Regions from separate parts of the Homo sapiens genome. Here regions 1 and 3 are each linked to region 2. Evidence: chromatin loops called from intact Hi-C (ENCODE). Cell type or tissue: dorsolateral prefrontal cortex. All regions are shown on one strand. Each heading gives the region's core, and the rest is flanking DNA. Links, peaks and the distances in the headings are about the cores only.

Region 1 (9,371 bases), core at 1-8,000, 76 kb before region 2:
GTAGACATTGTTGTGGAAAGAGTTGTAGCTCCCGAGAGCGATCAGGGACCCCAGGCCCAGCCCGTATGAGAAGAAGATCTGGGTTGCCGCATCCAGCCACACCTATAGGCAGAATTATCAAAGACTGTCAAAAGTAATCACCATAGCCGCAGCTATCCAGGAACTTTTCCATGTGCCCACCAGCTCTCCCTGGCAACAAACCTGGTCTACAGTGAGGGTCAGAAAGATGCAAAAGCTTATCTCAAAGCTGCTAAGTGGTGGCTCAGAATCCGGGCTGGGAGGGGCACTCACCTCGGAGTCAGACAGCTTGCGGAAGTTGGGTGTGATGTAGAAGAGGATGCCCTCCTTGGCCCCGGGCAGCGTCACTCCACGGAAGAACAGGATGATCAGCATGATGTAGGGGTATGTGGCTGAAAAGTAGACCACCTGGGAGGAAAGTGGGTGACTGGTGACCCCTCCTCCTGTACACCCTTGCTTCCTCCTCCCCCATTTCCCCTACATCCGTATCTGTTGTGGCTCTGGGCTTGATTCCAGTTCTTCCGCCTCCAGGAAGCCTTCCCAGATCCTTGCTCTCCTTGGCCACTTATCTGAAGCTCCTCCTTGGAGTCTGAGCCAACCAGCTCACATTTGGTTTTTCCCTTCCCCTGTCCCCTCCTATTTTTTGACTTCTAAATTATCCAAGTATTGCATGTGGTGACAGGAAAACTTTTAAATTACATATGCACACACACACATAAAATGAAAGTTCCTTTAACCAGCACCTAGAATGTAAGTTATGTGGGGGGCAGGGCTTGTGTTGTTCACATCCCCATGTCTAGAACAGTCCACCGTATATAGTAGACACTCAAGAATTGTCTGACGAACACATAAATGCAGGGATGTTCCTACTTTAATGCTCCTCTGAAACTCTCCTTTGCAGATGCAATCACATTTTCTTACAAAATGAGGTTCAAATTAGGTACTTGCCTTTCCATGTAACATGTTTAGAGTTAAAAAAAACGCAGTACATACAGGTTTGTTTCCCATTTTGTTCACTAAACGTTGTTTTATTGCCTCATGAACAATTTGACGTTTTAATTGCACAAAACAGTCCCTCAGAAGGTCCTACCATTCTCTTTTAAGCTTCCCCACTGCTATGCATTCAGGTTACCTCCAATTTTATGTGACTCTAAATAACACCAAATTAAACACCCCTGTATATAAATCTTCAGCTACAAAATTATTATACCACTCTTGGGAAAAATTTTTAGAGGTGGAACTACTGAATTAAAAGGAATAAATTCATCACAGGCTTTTGATCCATATTACCTTGTTGCTTTCGAGAAATGGAACTTCACCTGGCATTACAGAGAGTGCCTTTCTGTCACAAGGCCAGCACTAGGTATCATCATTTAAACAATTATTTTTTGCCAAACTGATGATCATTGTCTAAAATTGCATTTCTTTGCTCACTAGTATGGAAGAGCAATGTTCAAGTTTGATGACCTTTGTATCTCAGAGTCTAATGTGAGCCTGTTTCCCGGTCAGCATGGACAGTTCACTGGCTTAGCTTCACCTCCCTGACTTGACCCCGAGATTCTGCAGGATTAAGGAAGGCAGCCACAATCCAAGAGAAAACCCATTGTACTTGGAGCTAGGAAAAGGGAATTCAAACTCATCTGTGTCACCCACAAGCTGCGTAACTTAGGGTCAATGTTGTATTTTCTCTTAGCTTCACTTTCTCTTGTCTGGAATCAGGCACAGTCACACCTACTGCTCAGAAAGGTCAGTCACATCAGGACATGCCGCAGGCTTATTATATGTCACCTTGGTCTCGTACTTCCCTGTGCCTTCCGTGTTCAGCATGAAGCCAGGCACATAGTAGGTATTCAATAAATGCTTGTGGATGGATTGGTTGACATCCTCAATATATGCAGTGAGGGGGCCCTACTCTCTGTCCCCAAGAAGTGGCCAGTCTCCTAATGTAGCACGAACTCTAATTACCACTCCAAAATGATTATAATTGATACTATGTATTGAGTGCTTACTATGTGTAAGGCATATGCTAAGCATTCTACTCATCTCCCTCAGTCTTTGGGACAACCCTGTAAGGTACTGTTATTGTGACCATTGAACAGATGAGGGGACTGAGGCTCAGAGAGATGAAATGGCTTGCTCAAGTGCACACAGCTAGAAGCTCAGGGACTGAGACTCAAACCCTTCCAAAGCCCATAAGCCCTATACTTTTCTGCTCCTGAAATTTAGACTGGGAGATACTTGTGCCCTCCTCCGGCGTCCCTAGTCCTAGGAATGGATCAGAGATACTTTTACACCAGCCTTGGATTTGAGAACCCAGTGGGTCCAGAAGTTCCCACTAGATGAAACTAGGGTAGCTTTTCATCAGCTCTGCCCTGCCCAAGTGTGGAATTTGTTAAGGTTCTGCTTGGTTCATTTCTACTACTGCTTCTAGAACCTTGCATTCACTTCTTGGGTAGTTCTGACCTTCCTGCCTCCCATCTTATTCAGTACAAATCCCTTCTCTGCCCTTGACTTGCCATAAGATCTGAGACAACACACTTGTCCTCCGGGTTCCCTTCAGGTCAGGGCCAGTGAGAGACTGCCATCTTCTGCCCCCAGGCTCCTGGGGTAGGGCTTGAAAGGGAGAAAAGGTGGAGTAAGGCCAGTTTTCCACCTCCCGGGTGTCCCTGGGCTAGACATCCCAGCTTGGCATTTGCTCTGCACTTGCTGAGAATAAAAACAAGAGTAATAACAACTCTCCTTGCTGGGTGCTGAGCGCTTGACAAAAGCACCATCTCATCTGATTATCATAATAAACCAACAGATAAGTATAATTATTAGCCCCGTTTTACAGAGAAGGAAACTGAGTTCCAGGGAGGCAAAGTGACTTGCCTGAGCTCACAGCTAGTAAATGGTGAGGTTGGGATCTTAACTCATGGACTGCTTAATACAGAGCCTGAATCTAACCATTAACCTATTCATCTCTGTTGTTCCTCAAGGGTCAGGATGTGAAGCTGTCATCTCTGGAGTTTCTGCACCTAGAACAAGGTTTGGTGCAGAGCAGATGCTCTGGAAAAGTTTGTTCAACAGTCCAGGAGCAACATTTGCCCTCTGTTTTGAGATGACTCTGTTAGGCCCAGTGGAATCCCATGGGACTCACTGTGAGCTTCGCACTGTGCTGCGTACTTGACTTGCACTATTTCCTTTTATCCTCACAACTGCCCCAGAAGGTAAGGTAATGTTATTATTCCCATTTCACAGTAAAAGAAACGGACACACCGAGTGTTGAAGGGACCTGCTTAATTCAAGGTTGGATGGGACTCTTGGGAGTTGTGGGCAGAGCTTCCTTTGTAGACCTGTTCCTCTATCCAGTGCCCTCCTGTCCCCACTGTGCACATATATCCCTTACCTTTCCAGTCCAGCCAACACCCTTCCAGATACAGAAATACACAAGGATCCAGGCGATGGCCAGCGTGATGGCCAGTGGCCAGCGGATCTGACCTGGCTTATCCAGCCCGTCCGTCATCTGATGCATGTTGCGCCTGGTCAAACAGTGGAGGGAGGAGAAAGTTACACAGAGCTGGTGGGAGCCGGAGTGACCCAGGGGTGCCCAGGGCATGGCCACAGATGATATCCCCGCCCTAGAACTGTGCTGACACCGTCATCACCGTGATTCAAGAGGTAGCTGGGGACTGTGAGGCCCATTATACTAATCAGTAGAAAGTGCTGTTTGGTCAAGAGATCAAAGAGAACAGGACCTGCCAGGGCCTTAGTCAGCCACCACTACTGCTCATCTGGATGGCCCAGTGGCCTCCTAGTGGGACCCTGCCTTCAGTTTTGCTCTATCCCCTCTCCAGCCCCAGAGAGCCTTCTAAATTGCAAGTCTGATCATGTCACTCCTCTGCTTACTGCGATGAATAGCACCCGCTTGTTCTCAGAATGAAGCCCAAACTCCCTGGCCAGCCTTTCAAGGCCCTTGCATCTCTCTCTCCTCTCAGCACTCACTGCAGCTGTTTGCCGGTGCCTGGCCTGACCTCATCTGCCTCCCAGCCTTCACACTGTTTCTCTCCAGCACCTGCCTGCCCTGCAGTTTTCTCTTCTAGATGCCACTCCCGACCTGGGGTGGTCCAGGGGACTCCCTGAGGTCCCCGCAGCCCAGCTGCCTGGGCTTCCCTCCTCTCCGCATTGGCCGCCTGGTGGTGCCATTGCCTGTCTGCATGTCCGTGCCTGTCATCAGTTGGCACATAGTAGGAGATCAAGAAGTGTTTACTGAATAAATGGTTGAATGAAAAGTCCGAACGTGCCTGAGAGCAGCATGCGGGAGATGCCAGAAAGCAGAACCCACCAGAGCAGAATTTGATTTTTATTTGTAAAGAAACAGTGTAACCATGGACATTGGCCATGAAGAGATCAGGCAACTCTGATTCTGACAGTGCCTGAGAACAGCTCCTCCTGGGAGCTTATCCAAGGTGCTCTGAGACCTTCTAGACTGCTCCCGGATCCTTCTGAGCTGTCCAGCATGGATGCTTCCTTCATGCCAGAGAGATTTGGGCCCCAGCACCTCATTGTGTCACATCAGTGACCCCCGACACACATCTCTACAAGGTACTCCCCTGAAGATACAATCAGCACGGCCTTCACTATGGCCAGAGTGTGTGTGCATGTTTATTCCGAGTGACTCTAGGTTCGTAAGTAGATCAGGCTGGTTTTCAGGATGAATCAGGATGTGGTCAACCTCTCCAGGTGATTCTAATTGGCTATGCTGGTTATTCCCCTCCGTTTGCCTCTCTGATCCACTCTTCCCCTTGACCACTCTGTGCCAGGCCCCAGGATGCTGACGACTATGGCCACATTATCTGGTCCCCTGCCCTCTGGCTTCTAGCTGGGTTTGACCATTGGGAGGAGCTGGCAGGAGATTAGAGGCAGAGATGTTGGGGAATGTATTCTTCCTGCTGGACCTTGGCTTTGTGAGTAGCTGGGTTTTGCTATCAAAGGTCAGAGTTTGTGTGTCTCATGGCTCTATCTGTGGTCCAACTCTTTTTGGGGAGAAAAGGTCTTCAGCATCCCTTGTGGCTGCCTTAGCCCTGCCACAACTCTGCAAGTATAGTCATGTGTCACTTAACAACAGGGATATGTTCTGAGAAATGCGTTCTTAAGCAATTTTGTTGTTGTGTGCATATCATAGCGTGTACTTGCACAAACCTAGATGGTCTAGCCTGCTACACTCCTATGCCATACGGTGTGGCCTATTGCTCCTAGACTACAAACCTGTACAGCACATGACTGTACTGAATATTGTACGCAACTGTAACACAATGCATTTCGGTACTAGACATGTCTAGACGTAGAAAAGGTAAAGTAAAAATATGGTATTATAATCTTATGGGACCATCGTTGCATATGTGGTCCACTGATGACCAAAATGTCATGATGTGACACATGACTGTAGCCCCTTTATCCACCTCTTCTGTTACCCCTCCGAGGGGCCTCTGTCTCCTGCCGGGCTCTGGCTGACATGCCCCGTCCCTGCCATCCCCTGATGGCCCCATACTCACTCCCAGAACTCCACCACAGCGCTGGTCATGTTGGTAGTGTTGACCATGCTGTAGTTGGAGAAGCAGCGGTCTGTGTTCCAGGGGTTGTCGCACTGTTTCCACGGCAGTGTCTGCAAGGACACAGTCATGAGGACGCATCCTGCTGGGCTCCCAGGGGCTGGCATGAGTGGTCCCAGTGCACCCTGCCCACCCTCATGGTCCCCAAGCCTCCTCACACCTCCCCTTCGCAGCAGCTCTGGGAGGCAAGTAGCATTATGATCCCCATTTGACAGATCAGAGAGGGACAGTGACTTGCTTGAGAATGCACAGCTACTAAGTGCCAGAGCTGAGATTTGAACCTCAACCTGTTCACTGTGAGAACAGCCTTCCAAGCTGCAGCCGGGGCTACTTCCCCACCATGTGACCTTGGGCAAGAGACCTTGCCCATCTAACTCTCACTGCAACGACACCAGCAAACACTTACAGGGCTTGTTCTCTGCCAGGCGCAGTTCTAAGTTCCTTACACATATCTGCTCCTTAATCCTCACAAGAACCCTATGAGGTGGGTTTCACTTTTTGTTTTCTTTCATTTTTTAATTTTGATAAAATACACACAACATTTACCATCTTAACTATTGGTGCCTGTACAATTTAGAAGCATTAAGTATACCCATAATGTAGCTCCCTGAACCCTGCCACACCTCTGCAAATACAGTCATGTGTCACTTAACAATGGGAGTACATTGTGAGAAATGTATTGCCTAACATTGTCAGCATCCAGCTCCAGAACTTTTTTCATTTTGCAAAACTGCAACTCCACCCACTAAACAACAACTCCTCATCCCCCTACCCACAACCCCTGGCAACCATCATTCTACTTTCTGTCTCTATAAATTTGATTACTCTAGGGAACTCATATAAGCAAGATCAAACACTATTTGTATTTTTGTGACCGGCTTATTTCACTTGACATAATATCCTCAAGGTCCATCCATGTTGATGCATGCGTCAGAATTTCCTTCCTTTTAAGGCTGAATTACATTCCATTGTATGTATAGACCACATTTTGCTTACCAATTCATTTATCAGTGAACGCTTGGCTTGCTTCCACCTTTTGCCTACTGTGAATAGTGCTGCTGTGAACAGGAGTGTACAAATATCTCTTTGAGAGCTGCTTGTAATTCTTCAGGTATCTACTCAGAAGCAGAATTGCTGGATCATATGGTAATTCTATGTTTAATTTTTTGAGGAACTGGGGCAGGTTCTAATTTTATTTCCATTTTATAAATGAGGGCACTGAGACTCAGAGAGGTTAAGTCTCTTTTCTGAAGTTGCACAGCTGGTATATAGTAGAGTCAGGATTTGAACCCAGGCTGTCTGTGTCCATATAAAATGTGCTAACAATACGCACTTTAGAGGGGTGTCATGAGGATTGGATGTGAGCCTGCAAGGAGTGCCTGTCTCACAGGAGATGCTAAATTTGTGAGGCTATGGCTGTTGTGGGGAGACCAAGGCCCACAAAAGACAAACCAAGTTCCCCACTCCTGGAGGAATGGCCTTGTCAGCAGAGTGGTGGCCGTGGTGGGCCAAGGGTGGGCTCTGGGTGTGGCTTCTGCTGGATGGGGTGGTCAAAGGGACCACTCACCGTGGTGAAGGAGTTGTACAGGTAGTAAATGGCCCAGGAGATGATGACGATGTAGTAGATGTTCAGCCAGAATGATAGCACAGCAGCCGCAAGGCCCACGCCTGGGAGCGGAACACAGACACGCGTCCATTTAATACGGAATTAACATGAACTGTCGTGGCATGTTCCATGACCTCTACAATCTTATTGATCTCGGAGACAGGCATTACTGAGGACACTGAGGCTAAGAGAGAGGCAGTGACTTGCTGAAGGTCATGTACATCTGACAAGCCAGGGGGCCAGGACTCATGTCTGGGGCCCAGTGCAGACTGGTGGCAGGCAGGGCTGGGGTCTCAGCTTGCCGGACGAGGTGAGGCCCAGGCCCTCGGTCAGTGAGCATGACTCACCATGTATCTACCTGGGTGCCTGTCAGGCACTGAGCACGAGGCAAAGAAAGTCACACCCAGCCCTTGCAGAGGAAATAGATGGGCTAACAGGACAGAGCAGGCTGATGTGCGGGGGACTCTGGATTGGGCCTCTCCACCTCCACCTCCCTAGCTTCTGACCAGCACTGTCATCTGCCACCTGGCCCCTTGCAACAGCCCTCACTCTGCTCAGATATGCACCTGGTGGATGGATATGTGATGTCAGCCCTGGTCTGGGTAGACAGCTCGCTCTCTCCAGAGGGCAAGAGGTGTGTGTGGGCAGGGGCACCACCACCCAGGTCCCTGATCTGCAGACTTACCCTTGAACATAGGAGCCAGCTTCCATACCCCTAGCCCCCCGATGGAGGTGTACTGGCCCAGGGAGCACTCCAGCAGGAAGAGTGGGACCCCCGCAAAGATGAGTGTCAGGAAATAGGGGATCAGGAAGGCTCCTGCAGGTAAAGAAGACAGAGCTCGTGGCCCCAAGACTTTCAAGACCCGCCCTGGTAGAGGGAGTGTCGTGGGTCTGGGTCCCCATCCAGTATTTCTTTATACCTGCCTCAAAAGCAGGACCCACAGCCAACCACAGGCCCAAGGAAAGCCATATGTGAAATACATCCCATTTTTTGCAGGTGAATAGATGAATTTCTTGGTATCATTAACAGAGGACAATTGTCCTTCAGGAATCTTTTGATAAAGGGACAAGAAACAAGAAATGGGGCCTGGTGCTCCCTCTGGAGTCTTTAGGGGGGCTTTTCTCCTACAGTTGCCCCAGAAAAATGCCTAAGCAGGATCCTTTTTGCAGGGTCCAGACCCAGCCAGGAGGTCCCCGGGCCAGCACCTACCCCCACCATTTTTCCCGCAGAGATAGGGGAACCTCCAGACGTTGCCCAGGCCGATGGCATAGCCCACACAGGACATGAGGAAGTCGAAGCGGCCCTTCCACGTGTCCCGGTCGGGGAGGTCTGCCGCCTTCTTCTGCACCTTGACCACCAAGGTTTTGGGCTTGTCATTGGCCACAGGGGCCTCGCTGACCTCGGTGGAGATCTGCCCGTCGGCCACCTTGCTGCCGTTGGTCGCCATGTCTCGGAATTTGGACGCAGGGGTCCTGGCAGATGGACGTGCGATGTCACCCCCGGTCCACGTGGACAGCAGTTTTGCGGCTCAAGGGCACCCTAGGAGGACGGGGTGGGTAACAGGCACAGAAAGAGAGTAGGACCTTGGAGTTGCCTCACCCTAAAATGACAAAAACAAAATAACCCATAAACAAGCTAGGGGCTTGAAAAGGCTCTCTATAAGCCCTCTTCCTCTCACCCGCCCTTGCTCCTGGAGGAAGGAAGGTGACTTTTGTTTCCAAAGACACAGCGATGTTTCCTGGCCTAGCTTCAACTCTGGCCATCTGTGTCCAACCCTCTGTTGTATGTCCTGCTCAGAGGAGAAATCTGAGGCCACCAAACTTCCAACAGGAAATGTTAAGTACTTAATCATAAAATCTTTAACTTTGCCTCCAAGGATGCAATTGGGAGCCTTGTCACACTCTGCGGCCATACTAGCCATCGCCAGGGTGAGCAAGAAAGAAGCTCCACCTGTGGCTGAATGGGGAGAAAGGTGTCCCCACTACGGAGGTGTCTGGGTGAAGACGACAGAGCCTAGGAGTTACGACCTCTGATCACAGTCCACTTTACCACATTTTTTTTTTTTTGAGATGGAGTCTTGCTCTGTTGCCCAGGCTGGAGTGCAGTGGTGCCATCTCAGCTCACTGCAAGCTCTGCCTCCCGGGTTCATGCCATT
Region 2 (11,136 bases), core at 1,380-9,379:
AACTCCAGTCCCTGAGCCAGAGCTCTGGAGCTCCTGCTGTTGCCAACAGGCCTTGGCTTAGGCTGCCTGGGATTCCAAGGACCCAGGCCAGGTCTCCGCTGCCCCCCTGACTCCCCCCATCACAGGAGGGCACGGCTCCCTAGTCCTAGAGAACCACAGGCTCTCCTAAGGAGGGAGAAGGATCCAGGGCTCAGACCCAAAGCAGCCATCTTCTCCATGATCTCCTGTCAGGCAGATATGCAGAATTAGATTGCATTTTCCCTATGCGGGGAGCTCAGTACCCCCGGAACAGCAGAGTTCGTCTCAGGATAGTTCCAGGAAGTGAGGGCTGAGCTCAGTCTAATGAATGGGCCAGAGTTAACTAGAAGAAGGGAGACAAGATCCTCTATCCAGGAAGGAAACACGGCAAGGCAGAGGCCCTCTGGTGGACAGGCGCAGAGTGGATTAAAATCTTAAGTCTGAGAGAAGACCAGGGAGTTAGTGGTGTAAAATGAGGCTGGAGAGGGAGAGGGGCCAGTCTCTGCAGAGCCTTGTAGGCCACTATGTAGGGTTTAATCTTAATACCTGCAGCAATAGGGAGCCATTGATGGTTTAAGCTGGGAATGGTCAGGGCTGGTGCCCAGATTTGCATTTCAAGATCATTCTATCTGCTGTGTAGAAAATGGACCAAAGTGGAGGGTGGGGGTGTGCACTGCGGCCACAGGGAGTCCCGGAAGGAGACCCCGGAAGTGGTCCAGGTGTGGGGGTGATGGGGCTTGGGCTGGGTGAGTGAGGAGGCAGCAGGGGTGCAGAGAGGCCCCTTTGAGAGTAAACAGGTAGATCTTACAATGATTGCAGTTGCACGAGGGAGTCTGGGACAGGATTGATTGATGTTTGGGTTTCTGGCTTGGGCGACAAGATGGCTTAACTCACCATCTTGCCAGGGAGGAGGCTTAACTCGCCAGGGAGGAGACTTTTCCCAAACCACTGTCCCTCTGGTGCCCACTGTTACCGGGAGAGTGTCTTAAAATACTGATTCCTGGGCCCGTCCCAGGCCTACTGATTCCAGACCTCTAAGGACATAGTTGAGAATCTGCATTTTTGAAATGTGCTTCCAGGAAAGTCCAAGAATCAGTCCATGACCAGGGGCACCCTATTTTACAGAGGAAGAAACAGGCCCCACCAGGAGAAGAGACTTTTCCAGGATCACACAGGATGAATGCAGTAAAAATAACCAGCATAAGATGTCTCATAAGCTGTTCCCACTCATAGTTTCCATTCAAACGGGCGCAAACCCCGAGCAGGCTATGGGGTGGTGGGAACACTGGCTTCTGCCTCACACGGAGCTTGGGTCAAATCCTGACATCACCATTCCCTCTTTGCGAGACGCGAGGCAAGTCACATTACCTCCGTTAACCTCAGGGTCCTCATCTGCAAAATGGGCACAAAATATGTGCTGAAAAGATGGTTGTGGGGTTTGCGTGGATGACGTGCCCAAGGCAAGTGTCAGATGCCCAGTGCAGCGAAGTCTAATTATTAAAGCTCCATCCCGCCCCTACCAAGGGTGGCCTCAAGTGCAGCCAGAGGCATGAATGGCATCTGTGAGTTTGTGTGTGTGTCTGCATGTGTGTGCATATGTGTGTCCAAGTGTGTGTGTGATGGGGTGTTTTGAAGAGCCACTTCCCCTGGCCACCGACCCGTCACAGTGTCTAAATGCCCACCATGAAAGCCACATTCCTCCACATGCTATTTTATTCCATACCCTTCTGAGCCCAGAAGGATTTTACAGAGGACGAAGTAGAGATCTGAGAGAGGGAAGGTCATCTGCCCAAAGGAAGAATGAGGACCCTAGCTCATGTGTGCTGCACCACTCGCCCGGTCTTCTGGTCTGGTGGCCCCTGGGTGACAGCAGGAGCCGTGGTGGGGGAGCAGGAGCATGTACTCCGCACACGGGGAGGGGGCTGGGCAAGGCGCCCGCCACAATCAAGGCGCAATCAGCGCTAATCAGCGTGTTCTTGAAATAGACCCAACTGGATGGGGGAAGCGAGCAGCCGCCTGGGTTTGTATAGCGGCAATCAGAGGGAGGCAATTTTAGATTCGAGGGAACAACAGCTCTTTGTCCATGCGCCCAGGGACTCTGCCGAGCTCTGCGGAGCCCACTGCGGCTTGGAGATAAAAACACCCCATCAGGCCTGCAGCTGCCCTGGCCCAGGAAGTGGGGCGTGGGAGCAATGGGTCCAGCTGCCTCCAGGGTGAAGTCCAAACTCTCTAGCATGGTGGCTGAGTACCTACTGTGTGCTGGGTGCATGTACACCTGCTTCTTTTGTGAGACGGGGGCTCTGTTTTGCAGGGGAGGAGATGGAGGCTCAGAGAGGAAGAGGTTTGCCCAAGGTCACTCAGCTGAGCTGGGATGGGAATCCAGTCTGTCTGGCTCCAAAGCTGTGTCCATTCCTTTCATGGGGGCCCATCAGGCCCTGGGAGGCACTGTTTTAGGTTAACGTAAGCCAACACCCTAATGGAACTCCCAGGTCTTGCAAAAATCTTGAGGCTCAGAGATTATTGGTTCCAATTTGCAGATGAGCAAAGGGAGGCTCAGAGAGGTGAAGAGACTTGCTCAAGGTCACCCAGATGGTGTAAGAGATAGAGCCATGATTCAGATCCACACCTTTGAGATGCCAGAGACCACGCTGAGCTATGAACTTCTTCAAAGGCCCAGCCTTTGCCGACCCTGGGGCCTCCTTCCTCTCCCTGCTGAACGATGCCTGGTTGTCATGCAGCTGGCCCTGGTGGTGGACATGGTGGGTTTTTGGTGAGCCAGCATCATCCCCCATCTGTTGGCCCCCTGATTTCCTTTTGGGGTGGTAACTCTCAGGCAGAAGGGAAGTTCCCTGACAGTGGTGGGCTCTGGCTCAGGTCTGCCATGAGTGCTAACAGGCATGAACCGCCCCACCACAGGGGTTGAGGGGAAGGCACGTTGGCGGAGAAGGCAGGGAAAGCTGGCCAGGAGGAGGCAACAGCAGTCCAGGGGATGATGGGAGGTCAAAGCAGTGGCTGGGGTGGAGGGAGTGAGTGGACTTGAGAGGTTTAAAGGAGGAAGAGCCAATGAGACTCACCGGTGGATTGAATGCGGGGAATGAGGAGGTTTTCTCGCTTGACAAGTTGGCCCCAAACCTCAGTCATCCTCAACTCCTCTCTCTGTCAATCCACCAGGAAACCCTGCTGGTTTACCTTCAAAATATACCCAGAATCAGATCCCGAATCCCCTTCTCTCTGGTACAGCCACCATCATCTCTTTCCTGGAGGACAACAGCCTCCTCCCTGGTCTCCATGCTTCCACCCAAGCCCCTGCCAGCAGCCCGAGGGGCCTTATTAAAACAGGAATCAGAGCAGGTCCCTTTCCTGCTGAGAACCCTCACTCATCCTCATTGCACATCTGCACTGGCCTCGGGGCTCTCTGTGATCTGCCCACCACTTCTCTGGCCTCCCCTTCCACCAGTGCCCTTTGCTCACTTTGCATCAGCAACCCTGGCCTCCTAGCTGCCTGGGAACACTGCAGATAAGCGCCCACCCAAGGGCCTTTGCACACACCGATCTCTGTGCCTGGATGCTCCTCTTGGGACAGCCACCGCCGCCCTCCTTCACCTTCCCCATGAGGCCTTCCCTGACCAGCCTGTTTAAAATTCCAACCTCCCCATTCTGACCCTTCCTATACCTCTTCCCTACCTTATTTTTAGCCAGATAATTTATCATCTTCTGTCACACTGCATAATTTTACTTTCCAAAATGTCCGTGTTCTTGTCTCCTCTGGCGAGAGTGCGAGCTCCCCGAGGGCAGGGCCATAGATGATGCTCCATCAATATTTGCCGAATAAAGGAAGTGGTTGGACAGCGGTGTCACTTACTGAGATAGGAAGGAATAGGCTGGGCGGGGGTAAGGATTGGAGGAGGTGAATTCAGTTGGGAAAATTGGGTTTGAGATGCTGAATGGATGTTCAAGAGGAGAGATCCAGAAGGCAGTCAGATATGTAAGTTCATATCTCAGTTTTCTCATCTGTAACCTGGGCTGATAATCCCAGCTCCCTCAACAGGGGAGTGTGGGGAGGGAGGTCTGATGAGTTAATAGAGGTGGCAGCACTTAGTTCATAGTCAGCCCTCACCAAGCATGGCTTCCTGGCTTGTTTGCTCCCTTCTTCCTTCAACAACCATGACGAGCTCCCAGAGACAAGCGGCAAGCTCAAGGCCCCTGGAATGCTGGCCCATAAATGTTACGGGGAGCTCTGTGGCCCGGAGGAGGGGTCCTGCTGCATCTGCCTCTTCCTTGGCTTCCCAGGGGAGGCTGGAGACAGGACTGAAGGCAGCTTACGTGGTGACGCCTCCTCTCCCCTCCCATCTCCCTCTGGCCACATCTTCCAGCCACAGGAGAATCATTGTTTCTTTCTCTGGAGCCTTCATTTATAACCAACCTCTTGATGGCAAGGAAAGGATTTTTAAAAATAGCTTTATTGATTCTGGTTTTTGGAATATAAAAGCAATAGATGTTCTTTGTTAAAAAAAAATTAGATGGTACAGAAAAAATAAAAGAAAAAGGAGAAAATAAAAATCAGCCCAAACCTTATCATTCAGAGATAATCACAATCGACATTTCCGTGTTCTGCCTCTCGTCTTTGTTCCGTGCAGGCACTCAGACATTTTTGTGTTTAAACGGGTTGGGGCAAGACTCCAGGATAGATGGAGCAAGATAGGGGCTTGGGGCATGGCCGGGAAGATGCCAAGTAGGGTGTGGCACAAGGGGCCTGTGTCATTGTAGGTACACAGAGCAAAACCCGCAGCCTGTCCCATGTGCCCGGTCACCTCTCCCACCTCACCACTATTTACACATTCACCCAATCCCACCCCCTGAAAGCTGCTGCAGAAATGCTTTCAATAATCACCTTTCCTGATCATGTGGGGCTTTATAAAACAAATGCCATATAGCCATGTTCTCATTTCATCCTCAGAATAACCAAAAAGAAAGTTCCTGTGATTAGTGCCACTTTACAGATGAGGAAACCGAGACTTGGAGAGGCAGCATGTCTTTTTTGAAGGCACACAGCGAATTCAGAGCTAGGGTGCAGGTCTCCTGACACCGGCTGGGGCCCTTCTGACCATGGACCCGAGGAAGGAGGCTCACTGGGAGAGCCATGTTCTCCCTGTGTGCCGGACGCTTGACACACACCATCATCTCATCTCATCCTCTCGGCACCCCTGAGTGGCTTATTCTGTCCACTTGTACAGAAGAGGACGTTGAAGTCAGAGAGGCAAAGTCACTTGCCCAAGGTCACACAGCAAAGGAGTGAGAGAGTTAAGAACCCTCACTTCTGGCTGTTAGGGTAGTGCTGCAAACGTGAGCTAGGGATGGGGCAGGGTGAGAAGGATGAATTGTGCGCGTTTGACAAGGGCAGCCTTTCTGTCCCCCATCTGGGCACCCAGAGTGAGACCTCTGGATCCTCTAGTCTCAACTGTGGGGTCCCAGCTCTAGTCCTGACCTCACTGGCCTGAGCCAGGACCACAGGGAGGGGGCTTGGGTTTAGCAGCAGCGCCACCTGGTGGCTGACTTGCTGCTAACAGAGCCTGGATCTGCCAGCCACAGGCCCCTCTGAGCCCAGGACTGGGATGGAGGGGTGGGGGTGGGGGAGAGTGGATAAGGGCAGGAAGGCTCAGGGCTCATTCTTCCCTGCTAGAGACCTGGGCCAAGCCAATAGTTGCCTGGTATAGAGGGAAAAAGCCAAGAATTCTGGGTTTGATCCACCTGGCTTTGAATTCCGGCACAGCCTGTGTGATGTTGGGCAAGTTCCTCCTTTTAGCTCTCCGAGCCTGTGTGCACATCTGTAAAATGAGAACAAATCACAGTTCCAGTGGTTGGTTTGAGGATTATGGAAAACACCCACCTCATCCGAGGTGCATGGTAGGTGCTCAATAAATAACACTTGCCTTCACTCTACACGGTCCTCTGCCCCTCTCTCCATCATCTGACCAGGGGCTCCCAGAGCTCAGGCCCAGATTCCTCTGTTAGGTTTCCCCTAAATCCTTTGCCTTTGGTGGGGGGCTGAGTTCCTGGCTCAGCCTGGGCTACAAGAGCCTCCTCACTTCAGGAATGGTTGGCTTTGAAAAGAACGGCAGAGAAAATTCCCAGGAGAATAAGAAAAGCCAAGTGTTGGCTAGACCCAGATGGGGGATCTGGCACACCCAGGTTGGGAATCTCAAGAAAACTCAGGCCTGTACAAGCCTAGGAAGATCAAGGTCAAAAAGTCCTTGTCCCATCATGTACCTGCCGGCCGCCTATCGTGGTCTGCGGAGTTCTGGCCTGGCTTTTCCATCTATGGCAGCTGGGCATCCGGCCCCTTTATTCGTGTTGGCTCCAGCTCCCCCATCTCTGCGCCCCGCTGTAAGAGCATTTCTGAGCTACCCTCCTCCCCTTTCCTCAAGGCTACATCCTGCATATTGCTCCCCCAGGCAGGGCCCCCCAAGGTGACCCCAAGTACTCCCTAGGACTCTGGATGACTAAAATACCCCCCAGTCATGACCAAGAGCCCTGATATTTTTTATAACTCTTGATGGCTCTCAGCACCTCTTAATGCTCCCCAATGAGCCTCCTTTTTTTTTTCAGTAGCCGTTATGACTCTCATATACTCCTGTCACTCCCAGTCTCTCGTAACTCCCAAATGGCTCCACATAATTCTACTGGGTCTCCAGGCCCTCTCCCCTTGCAACATCTCTTTCAGGTCTCTGGGGGTTCCCAGGTACTTCCAATGCCTCTCACTGGCTTTAACATCCCCTTGTCTTTATCAGTGAACTCTCATGGCCTTCTATCGTTTTCTGGGAAATTGTGAAGGTTTCCAGAGGTCCCTAGTGTCACCAAAGGCATTCCAAGGCCCCTGAAGACCCTCAGACCTTCCCCACATGGCCTCCACCACCATCCATAGCTTCTCTATGGCCTTGAGTAACCTCTCAATGCTGATGGCTGTGGTGACACTCAGTGGCTCCCAACAGTGCTGTGATGGTCAATTTCATGTGTCACCTTGACTGAGCTAAGGAATGTGCAGATAGCTGGTACACATTGTTCCTCGCGTCTCTGTGAGGGTGTTTCCGGAAGAAATTAGCAGTTGAATCAGTAGACCTAGTAAACAAGACCTGCCCTCACCAAGGCAGACAGGCGTCATCCAATCCTTTGAGGACCCAAGTACAACAAAAAGGTGAAGGGAAAATTTTTCTCTGCTTGAACTGGGACATCCATCTTCTCCTGCCATTGCACGTCAGTGCTCTTGGCTCTCAAACCTTTGGGTTTGGACTGGAACTACACTGTTGACTTTCCCGGGTCTCCATGTTGCTGATAGTAAATCATGGGACTTCTCAGCCTCCATAATTGCATGAGCCAATGCTTTATAATAAGTCTCTTTCTATATATTTTTATCCAATGTTTAGAGAAGTTTCTCTAGAGAAGCCTGACTACTACAGGTGGTCGGTGGAAAGTGCATGGGCCTTGGCGCCAGACACACCTGGGCTGTTACCCCGGCTCTACCACTTTCCAGCTCTGTGACCTTGGGTAGCTGAATCTACCTCTCTGAGCCTGTTTCCTCATTCCTGGTAGAATGTGAACACCATGCCAACTTACAAGGCAGTTGAGGGCAAGGTAATGCATAGGAAAGTGTCTGGTATGGTCTCCAGCACTGAGTAGGTCTTCAATGCCTATGTATTCCTTTTCCCATGGCTCCCCACTCTGGGGCAAGCTGGGCACTTGTTCATCCAAGCTCCTGTCCTGTGGGGGGACCAGCATCAGATGCCATTCCATGATAAGCATGGTGTTACCTGATCTTGCTCTGCCAGAGAGATTGGTGAAGATACATGAGGGGTTATAGAAAGTAGACTGGGGTGAAACCCTGTCTCTACAAAAAAAAAAAACAAAACTGGGCAGGGTGGCACACACCTGTTGTCCCAGCTACTCAGGAGGCTGAGGTGGGAGGATCACCTGAGCCCAGAAAGTGGAGGCTGCAGTGAATGGGGAGTACCCTGGTTCCCTGCTCTCCCAAAGCCTCTGTCATCACTCGGGATGTTCCCTCATCTCAAATGTCCTTCTCTGCCTAAGTCTTCCCATCCCCCAAGGTGCAACTCAAGTCCCACATCCTTGGTTAAGTGGCTGGGCACATGGGCCTTATTTAGATCCAGCAAACCTGGATCCAAACCCAGCTCCTCCACTTGCCAGGAGGTGTAATTTGTATCTCTTAGAGCACATTATTTACAGTTCTGAACTCTAGTTTTCTCCTATGAAAAATGGGATTAATGACAATTACCTCTTAGATTTGTTGTGAGGCTCTGATGAGGTAATGCAGGCACGACCCTGGAACGCAGCAGGTGCTCCATAAACAGTTCTTATTCCTGCCTGCAGTACTTCCCCAGCACTCAGTCCATGGCACATCCTGCCATATGGTTTCCTGTGAAGTGGCTCTGACACTTGAGCCACGCTGGATGCTCAGAGAGTGCTGCATGTGTTACTCTTTCCAGTATCCCTCACAAAGTGGGCATTATTTAAAAATGAGAGAGAAGTGGCCAGAGTTGGCAACAAAGGCTGACTTTTCTCCCTAATGGGTAATGAGGGGCCCAAGCTCATTTGCTTTTTAACGGCTTGAGATGGTGCAGGGGACTGATTATGAGATGGGAATACAGAGTTCTAGGGGAATCTTGGGCAAATCACATTCCCTCTCTGGGTCTCATTTCTTTGCCATTCTACCAGTGGCTAACCGAGGCCCAAGGAGTGGGCAGACTTGCTCACTGCCACACTGAAGAACTCTAACTGGCTGGAAGACGGCTAGGAACAGGAGGTCAGAATCAGAACAGCATCTCCCTGTGAACTTACTCCTGTCCAGAAGCGTATGGACACCTCTCCTCCTAAGAGTAGGAACACTCCAGGGAAGGGGCTGTTAGTCCTGAGTCCACACAAAGAATATGGTGGCTGCTCAGTAAAGGGCTGCTGAATGCATGAAAGAACTCAATTTTCCAAAGTTGGCCACTTTCAGCAGAATATGCCTGCTCTTTGGTGCCTGATCCCCTCCCCCATGGGAAATGCTGTTAGGCCTGAGGTAGCCTTGACTTCACTGCCAAAGCTCCTTTCCCCTTCTCTGGTTATTGGCAGTGTCTAGTAGAGGCAGCCTGCAGTGTCCCACTTGGCCAGCAGGGGTCACTAGCACACACTGCAGCCTGGAGGGGTCTAGTGCGTCAATTAATTCCTCATGCTATTAATTCTATAGGCTCAAGAGTCTGCAAATGAAGTTTCCTGGGAATGAGTGAAACTCATATTTCTGTGACTCAGCCTCCTCTTGCATATGACAGCTGCTTAATGCAAGACACTTTCAGACATGAGGAGGGAAGATGGCAGGGAACAGGTGACTGCAGCAATCCCTGTGGCTCTGTGAGGGTAGGAATTACTCAGGGACCCTGGCTGTGGATCACAGAGACTTTCTGAATTCCAGAAGTCTGTGGGATGCTTTCCTACGAGCAGATATTACCACCTCAGAGAGGATCAAAGGCCAAGACAGGGTCAGGTAGACTTGAGATCAGGGATTTCAAGCAAAAAGTTGACCAGACAGGAATGAGTAGACACTGCATAAGATGATCTTACTGTCATGAGCTGGCAGGACAAAACATGCCTGTGGTCTAGAGTAGCCATTTAGAAATATCAGACACAAATTTAGAGGCTTTAGTCTAAGTTCTAGGCAATACTACAAACACTTTTTGAGCTTAGGCATTATTTATTCAGGATAATAACTAGTGTGAATTCAGAACCTTACCATTCACACACAGAGCTCACGGGATCTTCATGATCCCGTGATGCCTGCATTACCTCATCAGAGTTAGACCCTGTATTTGAAACAGGAGCTATTATCCCCATTTTGGAGATGAGAAAACTGAGGCTGGCAAGGGCAGATCCTGGAGCCTAACTCAGGGCTGCATACTCCAAATCCTCATCTCTCTGTGCTCTGCCTTGCCTGCCTCAAACATGAGTGTCTGCCTACTAGGACACAAGCATAAGTTTTGTGGCAGCTATTTTCACCACTGTGAGGGGGCTGTTGCTTTATTTAGGCCTCATAGCACGAGAAACAATAAGGCATTGTGGTCAGGAGACAGGGCTTTTGGGTCAGACACACCTGAGTTCTCTTTCTGGTCCTGATGTTTACTAGCTGTGTTACCGTGGGCAAATTGCTTGACTTTTCTGTGCCGCAAAATCCCCTATCTGTAAGGAGGACGGAGAAGAGGCGGCTGGGGACAGAGAAGGGCCTTAGAAGAAAACCAGGCCCCACTGTGGCTCCTTCTCATGGGAGGCTGGAGGAAGGTCTTAGAACATAGATCCTGGCTGGGGTGGCTGCAAGAATAGATGGCTATCTGTAAAACAGGGGAAGTAATAAAGAAATAAAGCAATACATAAATAAAGTGGAGAAGTACCTACTTTACAGAGTTGTTGTAAGGATTAAAAAGACAACTTCTGTAAAGCATCTAGCACATACTAGGCAAATGGTAAATACATGAACCTAAAGAAGTCTGGGCTCCTAAAACACCACTGCTTTTGTTTCTAATTTGTAGTGCTGAGTTGAGACTGCAGCTTCCACACAGGGACCCAAGATGGTTTTGCAGGCATATCATGGAGGGAATAAAACCAGGACAAAAAACCCAACGAATACCACCTTGCTAGGAATAGCCACACTGATTGTTCATTTCTTTAATTTTTAAAAATGAGTAAGCAGACAATCTTGCACCCTTTGAATGCCCAATAAAAATGTTCATTATGCAAAACAGTACAACCTTTTTCATTTTTTAATAATACTGTAAATATCTCAGAAAGGATGTATTGTTTCTAATGAATATCAAAAAAGTCATCACAATGACATGTTCCCCTGCCCCCACATTGCCCTCCCCACCCCCAAAGTTACCCAAATACTAGTAGGAAATTACAAAAAACAAAAAGCAACAATCCACCCTCCGCCCTGCCCCATGAGTAGTGTTAAGTGAGTCAAGCGTTAGCCACATTACGACGTGTGTGTGTGTCGGCGATGGCGGACCACAGGGATCTGTGGAGAACCGGTAGCAGCAGCAATGGGAAGCCTCCTTGCCTGGGGCCTGCTGGGAAGAC
Region 3 (11,136 bases), core at 1,493-9,492, 380 kb before region 2:
AAGAAGAAAATATTTGCTTAAAAGAGGGTTCACTGCATAAATATACACAATTGTAAGAAATTCCTGACTGTAGAAAAATTAAAATATGGAGAAACAAGCATTTTAGAATAAAGAAAACACAGGATGCATGTTATATTTGATGTCTTGCTGGTTTATAACTCTCTGTGAAGGCAAGAGCACTGTATTCATCTTTCCATCTCTAGTTACCTAAGCACAGTGCCTGAGAGTCAGCAAGTATCTATTGAATAGATGACAGACTAGTACATTTCTCCAGGCTTCAATACACGGACTCCCCCTCTGCAAAGATCTTGAGCAGGGATCCTGGGAGGCAGCTAGAGCAGGAAAAGTGATGCCTGACTGACGCAGACCTGAAGCTTCCATACAAAACTGTGATGCAGCATCTCAGCAAGTTCCTTTTCCTTCCTTCTTTCCTTTCTCAACATTACAGGGTCTCATGGCATTTTAACCCTGGGATTCTCCTAGGTGAGAATGTGAAAGTAAGATTTAAAAAAAGAGGGCTTCGGATGAGAAGTGAGAGAACTCTGAGAACAAGATTTCCAGTCCAGGGCTTCCACCGAATTAAGAAGTTGTCTTCCTTGAGCTCTTCTGGTCCATGTGGCCACCCCACCTGCTACTCTTCCATCAGGGACATCTTTTTATTTTGCTCCCCTCTGCCAATCATGACAGATAGCGTCTGCCACACAACTACATTTATTTAGCAATCGTCGCTTCAACTTCACATTGCTTTTATTCATAAAAAGCATTTACAACTCTAGGCCGGGTGCAGTGGCTCACGCCTGTAATCCCAGCACTCTGGAAGGCAGAGGCGGGTGGATCACAAGGTCAGGAGATCAAGACCATCCTGGCTAACACAGTGAAACCCCATCTCTACTAAAAATACAAAAAATTAGCCGGGCATGATGGCGGGCACCTGTAGTCCCAGCTACTCGGGAGACTGAGGCAGGAGAATGGTGTGAACCCGGGAGGTGGAGGTTGCAGTGAGCCAAGATCGGGCCACTGCACTCCAGCCTGGGTGACAAAGCAAGACTCTGTCTCAAAAACAAAACAACAACAACAAAAAAAAAACAGCATTTACAACTCTATCAAGTGTAAAAAGGGGGAGAAGGGAGAAACTAGCATTTCTACTTCCAAAACATTGAAACAGCTTACAATTAGAAAATGGCCTGATGTAGTGAAAAACTCACTTGCTTAACAGTAAGCAGGTATGTGTTTTAATTCTGCAGCTAACTGATCCTAAGACATTGGGGGAAGTTCCTTTCTCTCCTGCAAGATGAAGGGGTTGAACCTTTCATCTCAAAGGATTTCTTCAGGCTCCAGAATCATAGAACTTTAGAGAATGTTTAAGAAGAAAATACCCTATAGGTCACAAAACAACACAGACTATATCAAAGCTCAATCTTACAGAGTATCTAAAGGGTATTCAAACCAGCAAAGGAAAAACAACAACAAAAAACACACAAAGGCTATTAAATGGGTTACTTAGGAAGAACCTAGGCAGTATCAATCTAGAAAATGCCGTTCCTACAGAGACACTGAGTTACAATTTGCAAATGACTTCATAAACCTGGGCCCTTAATCAAACATTCTGGATCACTTGCTCTTGTGTAACCTTTAGCAATTTACTTAACTTCTCTATGCCTTAATTTTCTCATCTATAGGATAAAATTTTTTTTTTTTTTTGAGATGTAGTTTCGCCCCTGTTGCCCAGGCTGGAATGCAATGGCACGATCTCAGCTCACCATAACCTCCACCTCCTGGGTTCAAGCAATTCTCCTGCCTCAGCCTCCCGAGTAGCTGGGATTACAGGCATGCGCCACCACACCCGGCTAATTTTGTATTTTTAGTAGAGACAGAATTTCACCATGTTGGTCAGGCTGGTCACGAACTCCGGACCTCAGGTGATCTGCCCACCTTGGCCTCCCAAAGTGCTGTGATTACAGGCGTGAGCCACCACGCCTGGCCTATAGGATAATTCTTAACTGCACTTAGCACAGAAACTGAGAATGAGGCCAGCGCTTAACAAATAGTAACAACAAAAGCAACATAAATACACTGTCTTGCAGTAACTTCATTGACCTCTTTGTTCAGTCCAATCCACCACCATGACAGTCATGCTTAACGATGGGGATGCACTCTGAAAAATGCATCGTTAGGCAATTTCACCGTCATACCAACATCACAGAGTGTTCTTACACAAACCTAGATTGTATAGCCTACTACACCACACCTGGGCTACCTGGTATAGCTTGTTGTTCCTAGGCTAGAAACCTGGAGAGCATGTGACCATACTTAATACTGTAGGTAACTGTAACACAATGGTATTTGTGTATCTGAACAAATCTAAACACATAGAAGGTATAGTAAAAATACAGTATTATAATCTTATGGAACCACTGCCGTATATGTGGTCCATTGTTGACTGAAACATCATGTGGCATGTGACTGTACATAGTTAGCTGTCTTCAGTTTCAAGGTTATTTTTTCTTAACTGGCAAAGAAAAGAAAGGGATAAGTTCTAGTCTATCAAATATTCTCGGGGTCTAGGCTTTATCATGTGCAAATGTAGAGTTGGAACTAAATGATATCTAAATTATATAAACTAGAATATTATGTTAGATGCTACAAGTGGATGCTTAATTTCAAAGAATAAGCATATTTCTTACCCTAAGGACAAAGGCAATGGGGTAGAATAGTGAAAAAAAAATCTTTTTTTGAGCAGAAAAGACTAGGAATAAGTTTCTTAGAGCAACCTGACCTAACATGGGCTATAGAGAGCAGGAATGATCTGCTAAGGAGGAAAATCTACCACTTACCCATAAAAGCAGGTCAGCTTGAAAATGGTTTAAGGTAACTTTCCTACCCATATGAGGCATAAGTGCAGAAGGCAGGCGTCGAATAGGAAAATGACAAAATCCATTTAACACTAAGCTGAACATCATTTAATCTTTCTTTGATGATTCAAAAGTGACCCCAAAATCTTTAAGTGCTTTAGGAATCAACTCAGAATCTATCTTAATCATTGGAGGAATGATTAGTTGGCACAATGCTAGGTAAGCCAGCTTATACTACGGTTAAACAGAATTTTTTAAAAAATATTTTTCATAAATAATCACTGACTAGGAGTTCTGGTTTTAGAACTGGCTTTGCCACAAATTAATTGTGCGAACTTGGGCAAATCACTTCCTTTTGTAATACAAATCAGCAGAAAGAAGCTCAACGTAACTGAAGAAAAACTTTGTTTAGAAGCTTTATGAAATAAATGTTCCTTTCTACTTGGCTGAGAGCATACAATTCATTGAAATGATTCAGTCATGATCAGTCTGCCAAGCAATTTGCTGAAAAAGTACACTGTGAGAAAGAAAAGAGGGCAAAATTGCCAACTTGCTTGTCTTCAGCAAGAACATTTTCCACAATGATCCCATAAAACATGCTAATCTAACAAATGGCTGTCTTTAGAACTCAAACACTTGATATAACAGGAAATGCACAAAGGAGATTACACGTTTTTAAAGTATGGGGGAAAAAACTGAAATACCTAATGCACTTCAAAGTCACAGACAGCTGCCAAGATGCGGAGAGATCACTAAGTGAAGAAAGAGCCCAACTAACAGCATATAAATTGTTGCTCCTTGGCTATTGCTCTTGTCCACAGATTTTAAAGCCCTAGAATTAAAGGCTAATGTTGTTGAAATTACACAACATTTCCCAAACATTCAATCTTCAATAACTGCTCTGAATGAAGTAGAAGAGTCAAGTAACCTTCCCCAAAAGATTGGTAATGGGACAATGTTATGAGCTATTTTTAATGTAATCACAAGAACTGGCCTGAAAGATGGTGATCTGTTGTAGCAATGGAGTGCGACTGTGGAATCCACATTTCATTGAGAGAAGAACTTAAGGCCCATTTTCAACCTAACACATGTGTACAATACTACAACATCTGATCCTGGTAAGGGTACACAGCTGGTAGGAGGGAAGCTGGCAGGGTCTTGGGGAAACATTTATGATAAGCAGTGTTGTGCTGGAGTTGGCCCATACAGGCTTTTCTGGGAGCCAACTGTTAATGTCTCTTTTCAATTCGGCATTCCAGGACTTCACACTGGTAGCCTGCAATTGGCCATGGTGGTAGTACTGGTACCATACAAGTAAGAAAACACTACAAAAACAGGACTATTCCTACCTCACAAGAGCTGGCTGTTAAACATTTACCAGCACACCACTGATTATGAACCTTAACATGTTCTAACTTTTTTTTTTGACAGTTTCATTCTGTTGCCCAGGCTAGAGTGCAGTGGCACGATCACAGTTCACTGCAGACTCAAATTCCTGGGCTCAAGGAATCTTCCTGCCTCAGCCTTCAGAGTATCTTGGACTACAAGTGTGTGCCACCACACCTAGCTAATTTTTAAATTTTTTGTAGAGACAGAGCCCTGCTATGTTGCCCATGCTGGTCTTGAACTCCTGGCCTCAAACAATCCTCTCACCTAGGTCTCCCAGAGTGCTGGGATTACAGGCGTGAGCCACCACGCTCAGCCTCAAACTCTGTAACGCAGTAATTCCGCATCTAGACATCTTTTCTATGGAAATAATTAAAACTACAGGGGATAAGGAGAGGAAAAAGAGGAAAAATTTGATGCACAAAGCAGTCCTAATAGTGAAAAAATTATGAGAAATATAAATGTCAAAACCTTGGTAAAAATACTATCATACATCCATTAAAAAGGATGTTGTGTAGAATATAATACTATTATGCTAAAATGCTACAATAAAACAAAATACTGTACAATCTTAGTTTTAAAAAATGCACAGGATTAAAAGGAAATATACAAAAAGTTTGTATATTAAAAAAACCTAAAAATGTAAAAGAATAGCTGAAAACCTTTGCGACATTTTAAAAACAGAGATATATAGCTGGAAGTAAAACTAATGAATGGAACCTCACCTAGTACAGTTCATTTATTTGCCAGTATTTCCAAAATGGTCATAAAATGGTCACAAAGCATTTTTCAAACTGCAGGTGGTGAGCTATTTGCGATTCTTAAATCATTTACTGGGTCACAACTAGAATTTTTCAAAAAGATAAAACAGAAAAAGGAAAGCATTATTTTGCAAAAGTCTTGTTTTGTTATGTGTATGTGTGGGTGCAGATTCAAAGACATGTATTGGGTTATAACAGGTATTTTTAACTATAAATGACAAAGAACTCCAGCATTAAGCAATCACAGTAACAACCATACATCACCCAAGAAGTGAGATGAAACCAATCACAGGCGCATTTGCTTTTGAGCTTTCATTTAAAGACAATACCATCAGTGAACTGGTAAAACTTTCTTGGATGTCCCGGGGGCTGCTGAACTGGCAACCCTGCCAATCTCAGGAGGGGCTTCTCTTATGCCTTCCTTTGGTAAAGGCAGAGTTGGCTGTGTGACTCGGGACCTTAAAACTCCATTTTTATGGAATAGCTGGAAACTGGGGTTAATCAAAGAAAATTTTCCTTTGAAAATGAAAACTGAAAAACATTCTAAGAAAATATAGTGGGAACAATTAGAACATGTGAGTGAAACTTAATGATTCTTAGTTCTCACAGCCACCTACAAGGAAGGGGGTGTTGTTACTGTATGCTTATACACACTGAGGAAACTGAGGCTCAGAGGGTTCGACCCATTAAGCTGTTGGGAACTGAAGTCTGGCCTTCCTACTCTACCCCAACACATTGTGAGCTGAGCAGAAAAAAAATGGCTGCTTCCTTTTTCACTATAGGAAGCATTCTCACTGTAGGAGGTAAGATCATTCACATTTGAAGAGGCTTCCATTCCCTAGTCTCTTTTCCATTCATCTCATCTGTAAAATGCAGACAACACTTCTCACTTTGCAGGGCATGTAAGGATAAGTGATAACATGTATGAGTGACCAGCTGCATGCTGGTCACGGTCAAAACTGAGACCATGGCAGTCCCAGCTGTTGGTGGCTGGCAATGTGTCCTCTTCAGGGGCAGGTACCCACTCTCTCATAGTCAGCCAAGGCTTCACACACAAGTGAACAGTACCTCCACATGCAAAGCTCCCACTCTGACTTGGAACAAAGAGGACTCATTCACCTCCTGACCTTAACAATCCATAGGCTCCCCACTAGGCAGGCTAACTCCTGTCTTTTCCTTCATCTTCCTCCAAGCATGTCAGCACTCTGTGCGTCTCTGACATTAGACGCAGAACTGTGTGCACATGTGGATTTTTCTAGGGTGAGGATCCATTACTTCCAAAACATTCCCAGACATTACGCATCTGCACCCTACTCCAAATTAAGAACCCCTGCTCTGAATCAGCCATGCAGATCATATACCTCCCCTGTATTCTGTCTCCTGTCACGCCAGTAACCATGTGTGTAACTCATTAGACATAAATTGAGGTGTACAGACAATTTGGGAAAGTCTTTGTAAAATACGTGGCCTTAACCAGACAACAGAATGCTCACATTAAAGAGAACACTTACAATGAACTAATAATAAGAGCTACCCTCTACTCACTGAAGGCCTACTGTGTGCCAGGCACTGACCCAGGTGCTTCCCATGAGCAATCTCCAGTCTTCACAACTCATTTATGCATGAATTCATCCTTCCATTGCATTTTACACACCAGGCATGATGCCATGGGATGCAGACACAATGGTGGGAAATCAAAGATAGGGTACCTGTCCTGGTAGAGCTTACATTTAAATGGGAGAAAAATATATTAATCAAAGATCACTCAAGAAAATGTAAAATTATGGACCAGGTGTGGTGGTTCACGCCTGTAATCCCAGCACTTTGGGAGGCTGTGGTGGGTGGATCACCTGAGGTCAGGAGTACGAGACTGGCCCGGCCAACATGGCGAAACCCCATCTCTACTAAAGATAAAAAAATTAGCCAGGTGTGGTGGCGTATGCCTGTAATCTCAGCTACTCAGGAGGCTGAGGCAGGAGGAATCACTTGGACCCAGGAGGCGGAGGTTGCAGTGAGCCAACATCATGCCATTGTACTCCAGCCTGGGCAACAAAGAGTGAAACTCCATCTCAAAAAAAAAAAAGAAGAAGGGATGCACAGTGCTATGAGAGCTCGCAACAGAAGGAATAAACCTTTTTATAGAGGTCAGGGAAGGTTTCCTTGAAAGAGTGAGCACTTAACGGAGCAAAGGGGAGGTAGGGGGAGGGAGGGGTAGAAGTAAAGAAAAGAGAGAGAAGAGAGTTCCAGGCAAAAGGTGCATGCAAAAGCCCTGTGGCAGGGAACACGGAATGACTTGGGGCTGGATGCCCACAGGGGCCAGGCCACACAGACTCTTGTAGGCCGTATTAAAGAATTTAGCCCCTACTCTTAGAGCACAGGGAAGAAGACATTCAGGTGTTTCATTATGATAGGGACACGATCAGATCTGCTTTTCTAAGGAAAACTGTGGGGATGATATGGGAATGAACTGGAGAGGCCCACAGTAGATACAAGGAGGCTTGTTAGGAAGCTGCTGCAGTATAGCAGAGATTGAGGTGGTGGCAGAAGAAACGCAAGGTGGTAGGCTGAGAGACATTCAGGACATGAAATCCACAAGACACAGGGGTGGTAGGGGGAAGACAGCTGTCCGGTAGGATAACCAGATTTCTGGCTTGTGTGACTGGATAGAAGCAGCATCATTCTGAGCCAATGAAGCCAGAAAAGGACCAGCCTTGGGGCAAAGATTGTAAGGTGCAGAAGGAGGCAAGCAGGTGGCTGGATAATATGGCCCGGGGTCCAGAGGGAGGTTCAGGCCGGTGAGAGAAAATTGAATTACTTGGGAGGAAATGGTTTCTGGAGTTGTAGGCACAATGAGATAACCCAGAAGAGAAACAGGTTGAAGAGAGAAACTCAGAGGGATTCCAACATTTCTCCATCCTACACATGAGGACACAGGGCTCAAAGAGCAGCAGTGACTTTTCAGGGAACAAAGTGCTGGTAGGAGGAGGAGGGGGCAGAATCAAGTAAAACATGAAGCCAGAACACAAGTGCAGGATTTCATACTGAAAAGAATGCCTATTTTTGAAAAAAGAGGGTGAAAACCTTCAAGGAAATGTCGTGGCTCGAAGGGAAACTGGAATCATGCTAAAGAGAGTGAACAAGGTTAATGCAATAAAAGCAAGAACCACTGAAAATGATGTCTAGAAATTATTTCTCTAGGGTTCGGCCCTGCCCCCGGCAAAAGCCTTCTTTAATTTTCATACCAGTCCACAATTCTCTCTCTTTCCTCTCAGCATTCTCACATCATGTGTCTCTTAAGTGTCCAGCATTGCACTAAATGTTGAGGACGCAGAGTGGGGACAAACAAGATTCTGTGCTAAAGTTGCTCACAGGCTGGGGATATGGGGCAGGCAGAAAAGCAAATCAACAATTACTTTGGAGACTAGTCAGTGCTAGGAAGGAGGCTGCTACCAGAACACAGAAGAGAGAAATGAAATGGCGCAAGCAATCAGCCAGTGCTTCCTGGGGTAATGAATCAGAAAGGTAGGTGAGGCAGCAGCCAGGTGACAGAAGGGAGACAGAGAGATGTCTGCAGGCAGAGAGATGGGGGAAGCTGCGGCATTTGGAGGGCACAGGGGTAGCCAGAGCACAGGATGTATCTTGGGAAATATTAAATGAGGCTAGTGGTGGACAGGAACTGGAACTGAAGAGACCTCAAACGCCAAGCTAAGTAGTTTTAACGTTATCCCGAAGTCAACAGGAACCTTAGAAGGGTTTTAAGTAGAAGAGTTACATGATCAAATTTACACGTTAGAAAATGCACTTGGACAGCAGTGTGGAGGGGAGACAGGAACATTCAGGGCCACAGGTAGGAAAGGCAGCATGAAGGCTATAAAACTCCTATGAGGCCATCATGCTCTAAGGCTTCTGGTGATCTTTCCTAGAATAAGATAAGGCATAGAAGACCAACCAAAGTATCACCCGTATCAATTCTCTGAACTTATCTTCCATTACTTGAATTTCTCCTTAATTTTCCACAGGTCAATGTCTGATCTCCTCTAGAAGACCTTAGGTGGTGTGAGAACAAGTACAACTGTATCTCAAAATTTCTGGCCCATAAGGAGGTGTTCATCACGTGTGCTGAGTAATTCCAGGCTTTCCTGAGATACCACCCTAACCAAGTGAAGGATAGTGTGCCTGAATCCGACAAGCAGACAGGCAGTTAGTCTCAGGGACAGGTTTCTGGTGAATCCCTCAGAGCACTTCAGAGGAGACCCCAGAGATTTGTTGTCTTTCAAAATATACTGCTGTTGAAACATAAAGGAAGTGGATACATATTGAGCATCTACCATGTGCTCAGCATTTTATTCACATTATCATGTTTAATCCTCACAAAACCTTATAAGGAGGTGGCATTACCACCATTTAACAGATAAACTAATACAAAGAAAAGTTATGCAGTTTCCCCAAGGTCAAGGGAATGGTAGAAAGGCCATAGGCTTGTGGCCGGGCACAGTGGCTCACGCCTGTAATCCCAGCACTTTGGGAGGGCGAGGCGGGAGGATCACGAGGTCAGGAGTTTGAGACTAGCCTGGCCAATATGGTGAAACCCCATCTCTACTAAAAATACAAAAATTAGCTGGGCATGATGGTGCGCACCTGTAGTCCCAGCTGCTTGGGAGGCTGAGGCAGGAGAATCACTTGAAGCCAGGAGGCGGAGGTTGCAGTGAGCCGAGATCGTGCCACTGTACTTCAGCCTGGGCGACAGAGCAAGACTCTGCCTCAAAAACAAAAAAAAAAAAAAAAAAAAGAAAGAAAGAAAGGGCATAGGCTTCGGAATCAGACAATGTGGTCGTGTGACTTTGAGTCTCAAACAGAAAATGCAGATACTAATTAACTAACCACAGGTAGTAACTAACGCTTGTTTCACAGACTTATCATAAAAAGATCAAGTATGTGAAAGTCCCTTTTAAATTAATTGTAAAGCACTGTTCAAACTGTTATTATTTTGGCAGAGCTGCACTTTGGGGAGGACCACTTATTTACCACATACAACCTGACCTACGGTCGCTTCCAAACACAGGCCATTTAATCCTGCCTGCTATGACAAGAGGACTTCACACTAGATTGGACTTTAAATTATTAACGGTCTTATTGCTATACTAATTTAGCTGTGGTTCTGTGAAATCACCTGGGGGAAAGAATTTTAATAAAAATTCAATCTTCAGTCCTCAATTTAAAAAGGGCTTCCTCTGGGCCAGGAGTGGTGGCTCACGCCTGTAATCTCAGCACTTTGGGAGGCCGAGGTGGGCGGATCACAAGGCCAGGAGATCAAGACCATCCTGGCTAACACGGTGAAACCCCATCTCTAATAAAAATACAACAAAAAAGGGGAGGTGGGCTTCCTCTGAAAAATAAAATGTAAATGTAGTTGATTTTAAAATGTGCTTTTAAAAAAAAAAGTCATCCTAAGTTCAGGCTAAAGAATAACCAGACCGTCAGTTAAAGGCTTTCCTTTTTTCAGCTCTGATATATTCACATGGCTATGGAGATGATTCCATTTGATTTCAGAACTTCATAACACTCATAATCTTTGATATTTTTAATTCATAGTCTCCTGTATGGCTAAGACAACTTCCTATATATCTGATCACTTCTAAAAGACATTTACGGTACTCTTTCATTCACTCAAAAGAATTTTATTGAGGGCCTCAGACAAGTACTAGACACTATGCAGACACAAATTCATAAGACTTGGGCCCTGCCCTCTTGGAGCTTACAGTCTAATATGGCACAAAAAGAAACTTGTACAAGGTACTGGACCTGCAAATGAGGATCAGGGAATAAATGCAGTGACTTCAGATAGGGATAGATCATATATGGCCACACCATGATAATGCTTCACAGTGGAGATAGAATTTCAATAAGACAGAGAGAATTTCTTAGGGTTTTCACAAGTAGAACATGTTTTAGGAAGATGATACAACACGAGGAAAAACAAAGATACAAAAAAAGTTTTAGATGTATCTGACGGGAAGGGGATGGAGATTCTGGAGAAAAATAGATAAGATTAGCTGGAGCAATGCTTTATGAGGAAAATAATGGAAGATAAGGCAGGAAAGGCAGCTTGGAGCCAGAAGGAAGACACCATTATGCTC

The links. A loop is a pair of places that touch in the nucleus more often than their neighbours do. Peaks named below come from ENCODE experiments on the same cell type or tissue, not always from the same donor. Only the 100,000 strongest peaks of a DNase experiment are listed, where the experiment ranks them.
Region 1: a loop joins it to region 2, with 6 times the contacts of the local background. A loop is called at or near these places in 5 of 110 quality-filtered maps.
Region 3: a loop joins it to region 2, with 5 times the contacts of the local background. A loop is called at or near these places in 24 of 110 quality-filtered maps.

The regions. Positions count from the first base shown.
Region 1 is chr3:11,016,504-11,025,874 of GRCh38, reverse strand. SLC6A1 (solute carrier family 6 member 1) reads right to left here. Exons shown (of 16, transcript NM_003042.4): 3 at 8,426-8,816; 4 at 7,901-8,032; 5 at 7,177-7,277; 6 at 5,553-5,662; 7 at 3,407-3,539; 8 at 292-426; 9 at 1-102. The coding sequence starts at 8,663. SLC6A1-AS1 (SLC6A1 antisense RNA 1) reads left to right here and starts at 6,651. Exons shown (of 3, transcript NR_046647.1): 1 at 6,651-6,755. In dorsolateral prefrontal cortex, for the core only: CTCF peaks have their summits at 3,977 and 4,176 (motif pointing right); a DNase peak (open chromatin) is centred at 4,054; H3K27ac peaks cover 4,891 bases.
Region 2 is chr3:10,940,289-10,951,424 of GRCh38, reverse strand. It overlaps SLC6A11 (solute carrier family 6 member 11), which reads right to left. Exons shown (of 14, transcript NM_014229.3): 14 at 10,711-11,136. Among named protein-coding and RNA genes, the nearest start is that of SLC6A1, 47 kb to the left of the region's middle. In dorsolateral prefrontal cortex, for the core only: CTCF peaks have their summits at 2,138, 5,358, 5,564 (motif pointing left), 9,171 (motif pointing right) and 1 weaker place; DNase peaks (open chromatin) are centred at 1,994, 5,554 and 9,163; H3K4me3 peaks cover 651 bases; H3K27ac peaks cover 3,400 bases.
Region 3 is chr3:11,316,237-11,327,372 of GRCh38, reverse strand. All of the region lies in intron 9 of ATG7 (autophagy related 7), which reads right to left. Among named protein-coding and RNA genes, the nearest start is that of ATG7, 49 kb to the right of the region's middle. In dorsolateral prefrontal cortex, for the core only: no CTCF peak of the experiment used is centred there; no DNase peak of the experiment used is centred there; H3K27ac peaks cover 2,113 bases.